Regions from separate parts of the Mus musculus genome. Here region 1 is linked to region 2. Evidence: chromatin loops called from intact Hi-C (ENCODE). Cell type or tissue: left cerebral cortex. All regions are shown on one strand. Links, peaks and the distances in the headings refer to the core of each region. The heading gives the core; the rest is flanking DNA. Region 1 holds the start of 1700028E10Rik (RIKEN cDNA 1700028E10 gene). Region 2 has its middle 67 kb from the start of Kl.

Region 1 (2,802 bases), core at 273-2,772, 350 kb before region 2:
GACCAGACTTAGCCAAGCCATCTCTCTAGTGCCTTGTAATGGAAGTCTGAGTCATTATAAAAATACTATTTCACTTATCTTCACAGTTAGATACACTAACTTGTAATTAAAGGTAATACAGTCTTTATAGTACTCACTCACACTTCAGTAAACAATCTAACCTTTTTAGTACTAGAAAATCACTTTTAGGAGCAACATAGCTATGAACACGACAAGCCTATCTAGGAATATCTGTATTTCTATTGGGGACAAAGGGAATGGTTACAGAGAGCAATGCATTTTACTGATGGTTAGGGTCAAATGCCATTGTCAAACTCAGAATACAAAAACTTATTTACGCGCGCGCACATACACGCGCACACACACAAACAGAAAGCATTAAAGCATTCTGTACATTTTAAATGACACAGTAGGGGTAAAGGGCAATGACTTAGTGAAAAGAAGAAACTATAAAGAAGTTACAAAAGGAAAGGGATTTTTAAAATGTTACCTTCCTGGGTGTAAAAATTTAAATGTCTGTTGAAGTGATTTTTTGAGTTACTATTTTCAAGAAACTCTGAAGAACAGAGATGACATAATTGAGAAATTTTGTATACCTGGTGTTACAGCACCCTCTACAACAGAGTATATTATATGAACTTGCTTCCCGAATGTGTGACTGTACAAACTTTATGGTTTTAGCGCTTAGTTTGCTCCCTTGGCACCTGCTAGAAAGGCTACTAATCTGTCGGGTTAATGTGTCAAAACAGCAATAACAGCGAAGAGCTCTCCTGAACTCTTTAAACTATTCCAACTGTGGGCCTTAGTCACCTAGCTCTCCTTCCATATCACCTCTCCCAGTTCTAAACTCTAGTGAACTGGCCTCTTAAAAGCCTTCTGAACTCAAATGCATGCACAGGTAGGGAAAATACTGCTGTAGTGGGGGAGAAAGGTCCAGAGACAAGTGACCGCAGATCTCTGACTTCTAAGGGACATCTCACTGGCTCGCACTGTGCATCTTGATACACAATAACTCACAATAGCTAACAGTGCTCCAAGTGTATTACATCTGGACTTTTTTAAACATGAATTCTTTTAAGAGGAAAGTTATGTTCACTTTCTAGCTCTGGTGGAAACTCGTTTTCCCTTATCTAAAGGAAATACGGCATAACAGCCACAGCGTTAATTTCACAGTTCTGAGATGAACCTGGTGAGACTGTCTTGTTTTAAAAACCTATTATCATTCTTCTAATGTTTAATCCCCGATACTGCTCGTTTTCGCAACACCCCAGCTTAACAGACGTAATGGAGCAAAAGCTTTTCTCCAACACAGGCTAACGAAAGGCTACAAAGTAAAGCCTCCTCTCTGCAAAGCGGGACATGGAGGACCTCGGTCCACGCCGAGTGAAGAACCGAAGCACAGTGCCCAGAAAGGAGGAAACAAAAAAGGAGAGCCAGTGGGGCAGGAACTGTGTCGCCAGGACTTGAAAAGACGGGAAAAGGCCGGTTTCCTCCCGCGTGAGGTCCGTTCCCGCTCCAGACTCCAACCATTTCCGCTCAGGGTAACCGCAAAACCCTTCCCGCGCGGGAACTCGGTGGAGGAGGAGTCTTGGGTCCCGCCCTTCTGGCGGAGCGCATAAAGCCTACCCCGGCCGCCGCGGTGTCTCTGGAATGTTCTGAAGGGAGGAAGCGCGCCCCTCCGCAGTCCGGGGAACACTCGGCGCCAGATGGCGCTACCGCACCGAGAGCCAGAACCTGCGCCTCAAGGGAGCTGGGCTGAGACACCACCGGAAGTGAGGGCTCCGCGAGCCTCCTGGCCCGGATATCCAGCCTTCTAGCGTGTTCCCGCGCGGGGGCGGAGCTACAACCGGAACCGGACTGCGAACGCGGGGCCTCGTGGCGGAAGAGCCAGGAGGGGCCTTGGAGGCGGTAACTTCCGCTGCGCGCGCCTGGTCTGGGCGTGCACGCGAGGGGCGGGGCCTCCGCGCGGGCGCGCGAGCGCTTGCGTACTAGGAGGGCGTTGTTGCGGGAGGCATGTGCTGATTTCTCCATCTTTGATCGCTTGCAGGCCTCGCCGGGCGGACATTAAACTGGTGTCTTAGCAGGTTTTTGTCTGTTTTGTTGCTTCCCTCTCACAGGAGTTGGTTTCTGGCTGTAAATTCAGTTTCTGGAAATCTCTGGAACGTTAGCGATGTACAAGGTAGTCTCGAGCTGCTTTCTCGCCATTGATTCCCAGCCAGTGTCAGTCCTTGCATCGTTACCCACTCGAGGCTACCCGTGACAGCTAATGGCATCTAAGGATTTGGAAAGGCTTATATTACGGACTTTTAAAGCGCTTAATTTGAGCTTTACCCTTTATTTTTGTCAGGATATTGGCACTCTGCATTCTGCGGTGTGGCTTTGCACAGAACCGTTTGTTGAGGGTTTGAACGCTGCCAGGGGAAAACTCCGCCCCTTTCCCACGTTGGCTGTGTCTGATCCAAACCCATTTTTAAGTAGCTGGACAGTACTTTACCCTGGTACATGGGCTTTGTTTTTATTTTAGTTGTATCGTGAGGACTATGAACTTGTATTGCAGAAAGTATTAGTGTCCACCTTTAAATATACATAACACTTTCGGCTGAAAGACAGTTTCCCAAAGCTCCCGAGTTTCCCAGGAATGTCTTCAGCTTTTGGTAGATGCTTTTAGGAATTTCAGAGGTCCTTGCTGTCAAAGATTTAAATAAAGTCAAACATAAAAAAGTAACAAAACATGCACGCTCGCACACACACTCACAAACACACAATTTTGTGTTGGCCAGTTACTTCTGGGCATGGGGCCTT
Region 2 (2,802 bases), core at 156-2,655:
TCTTCCTACCCTAGTGAAGGAAGAGGAACGTGCACGATGACAACCAATTTCCTCTCCAACTGACGAGGGCGGGGAAAATTTCAACACAGGCAACAAGAGAGTCACAACAGGGGCCAAGCAGGAAGACGCTGCCGCTTTAACGCGCAGGATAGCTGGAAGCCGGTTCTGTAAACCACGGAGATGCACAGCAGCAGTCCCAGAGCAGAGGGGTAAGACAGCTGGGGTGAAGGCTGGGAAAGAAAATGGCTCCCATCTCCAAGTCCTCTCTGAGGAACAACAGGAAGCATGAAGCATCCCTCTCTCCCACCTCACCTAACTCTGCTCTGTCTGTACAGCAACCCTCTGGGAATGTTTTCCTCCCAGACAGGCAAGGAGAGTGTACAATCCACTACTGTTTTCACCTCACCTCTGGCACACACGCGCACGCATGCATGCTCGATCCATGAATAGGGCTTCTGGGTTACTGAGAGCATTGCTTCCTCCAACGCTTTTCTGAGCCCCTGAGTAAACACCGATTGGGTCAGCAGGACCACAGGAAGGCCATGCGACCATTTTCAACTATAGTGGAAATTTGCAAGACCACACATGGTCGACAAGCCCCACCCGAAGTCCTCAAGGGTCAGCATCCAAGGGCACAAGGCCTCCTGACTCACTGTGACACACTACCAAACTCACACTCCAGCTGTCTCCAAAGAGCTTGTGCTCCGAGTGTCATTGTGCAAATTAAAATCAAGATAGCTGCTCTGATCGGTGCATTAACACCTCTGAAATTTACATTAAGGAAGGTCACACAAAGCAACGAAATTCACCAGGGAGCCTTCCCTCGTTATTGTTTAATGTGGCCATTCTAAAAATTACTTCCCCATAATCACCCACCTCTGCAGGAACAGAGCTGTTCTTGGCAGCATGCTAAGTACAGTTTCTGAGCAGCCAGAAACCTCACAAAAACCTGGTGTGTGTGTGTGTGTGTGTTCTTTTCAAAGAACAAGCTATAAGAGATATGTTCTCAAAGATTCTCTCAGGAGGCAAATGGAGTGAATTCCAAGACCAATCTGACCAATTTATCTTTGAAAGGAGTCATTCTAAGGAGGTGCTTGTCTTAAGGGTGAGTTAACATAAGCTGTTATCAATAAAGATAAATTATCAACAAAGAGAAGAAGTGATTTATCAATAAAGAGAGCAGATAGGTCCTAAGACATTTTTAGGAGAAAAAAAAGTATTATTTTTATTTCACATATATGAGGGATGCAGGGATCCACAGAGGCCAAAAGAGGGCATCAGATTCCCTGGAGCTTGAGTTACAGGTGTGTAGGTGTGTGTGTGTGTGTGTGTGTGTGTGTGTGTGCGCGCGCGCGCGCACGCACGTGCATGCTAGGAACCAAGCCAGGCCCTCTGCAATAGCAATGAAGCACTCTAGCTACTGAGCTATCTCTCCAGTCCCTCCTAAGACGTTTATTAACGAAAACAGAAGTGGACCTTGCGAGGAGGAAATGGCCTCACAGGAGAAAAGTGAGAGGACAGAAGGTGGCTGGAAAGCTGTGTTTGAAGCAGCCTGCAGGAGGAGGCCAACTCCACCACAAGCATGCCCTAGCCCCCAAGTGGGGAGCAGGACTCAATAGAGTTTTAAAGACTTGGTCCCACTCTTTCTGATGGCACAGATTCCTATTGCTCCTAGTGTGTCAAATCTGGAGGAGGTGAGAAAATTGTAGCTACACAAGATCACTTTTTATTTTCAGGGAATGGAAATATTTTAAAAATCTAGAGGTGGTAAAATAGCTCGCTGTTACATTAAACTGCCAAGTTCAGCAAAATGGCCACATAATGTTCTCTTTCTTTCCGTGACAAGAACGGAGACTGACAAATGGTGCCATAAAGAAACTCAGAGCACCTGTGTTTACTTAATAGGTTGGGAAAATGGAAAGAAGAAGAACACCCCCCCCCCCCACACACACACACTCCCAGCATGCTGGGTGGGAAATAATTGCTGACAGGTGAGTAACAGCTACAAGAACAATGGAAGTGAAAGCTTGCCTAGGACAGCTAGTGCTTTATTTTTTATATTCCAAGAAGAGAATGTAAATGAAGGTCACAGCACGCGTGCTGGCTTTTCCAAGAATTTGTTTCCCTATCTCCCTCCCTCCCCCCTCTCTTTCCCCCTCCCTCTCTCTCCCTCTCTCTCTCTCTCTCTCTCTCTCTCTTTCCCTCTCTTCTCTCCCTCCCCTTCTTCCTCTCTTCCTCCCTTTCTCCCCCTTCCACCACCCCCACCTCTGTTCACCCCTGCTTTTGTGTGACAAAACTTTTCCTAGAGAAGACACAACACACATCTACTCAGCCCAGATAGAGAACCCACGACAGACCAAAGTGCAGTCACTGTCAAAGTCCAACTTGGTGAACCAACATGTTGTACTGGGGTTCCTGACAGAATTATGGGTAAGGGGTTATTTACAGGAGCCGAAATGACTCAGGTAGCATCGCCAAGGTCCTCCTGAGCATGAGTGACACAAAAGCTGGGAACCTGGAGCACACTGCACCGCCTGCAGGCAGCTCAACAGGTTGGAAAGTGATCTCTCCTGGTACCTCAGCTAGTCTAAACCTCTTCCAGGCTGCTCAGCTGGCTTTGGGTTCTTCCACGCAGCTGGTCTGGTCTCAAAGTCTTTCTGCTACTTTGTTTCTCAATCTTCTTTGTGTCTTGGCTTGTCTGCAGTCTTTTCAGCAGTTCTAGTTGACTAGTCTTAGAGGGACCTTTAGCTTTCATTGCATCCTCTGGCAGGGAGGAACCTAGTGAATCTGGCCAGTTCCAGG

What was found. Peaks named below come from ENCODE experiments on the same cell type or tissue, not always from the same donor. Only the 100,000 strongest peaks of a DNase experiment are listed, where the experiment ranks them.
Region 1: it touches region 2 in a loop (4-fold over the local background); 2 of 42 quality-filtered maps call a loop at or near these places.

Annotation. Positions count from the first base shown.
Region 1 is chr5:151,367,681-151,370,482 of GRCm38, reverse strand. It overlaps 1700028E10Rik (RIKEN cDNA 1700028E10 gene), which reads right to left and starts at 1,808. Exons shown (of 4, transcript NR_045700.1): 1 at 1,627-1,808. It also overlaps a transcript of Stard13 not described here. In left cerebral cortex, for the core only: CTCF peaks have their summits at 634 and 1,704 (motif pointing right); DNase peaks (open chromatin) are centred at 907, 1,793 and 2,381; H3K4me3 peaks cover 1,894 bases; H3K27ac peaks cover 1,951 bases.
Region 2 is chr5:151,018,311-151,021,112 of GRCm38, reverse strand. No RefSeq gene overlaps it. Among named protein-coding and RNA genes, the nearest start is that of Kl, 67 kb to the right of the region's middle. In left cerebral cortex, for the core only: a CTCF peak has its summit at 1,254 (motif pointing right); DNase peaks (open chromatin) are centred at 889 and 1,288; H3K27ac peaks cover 586 bases.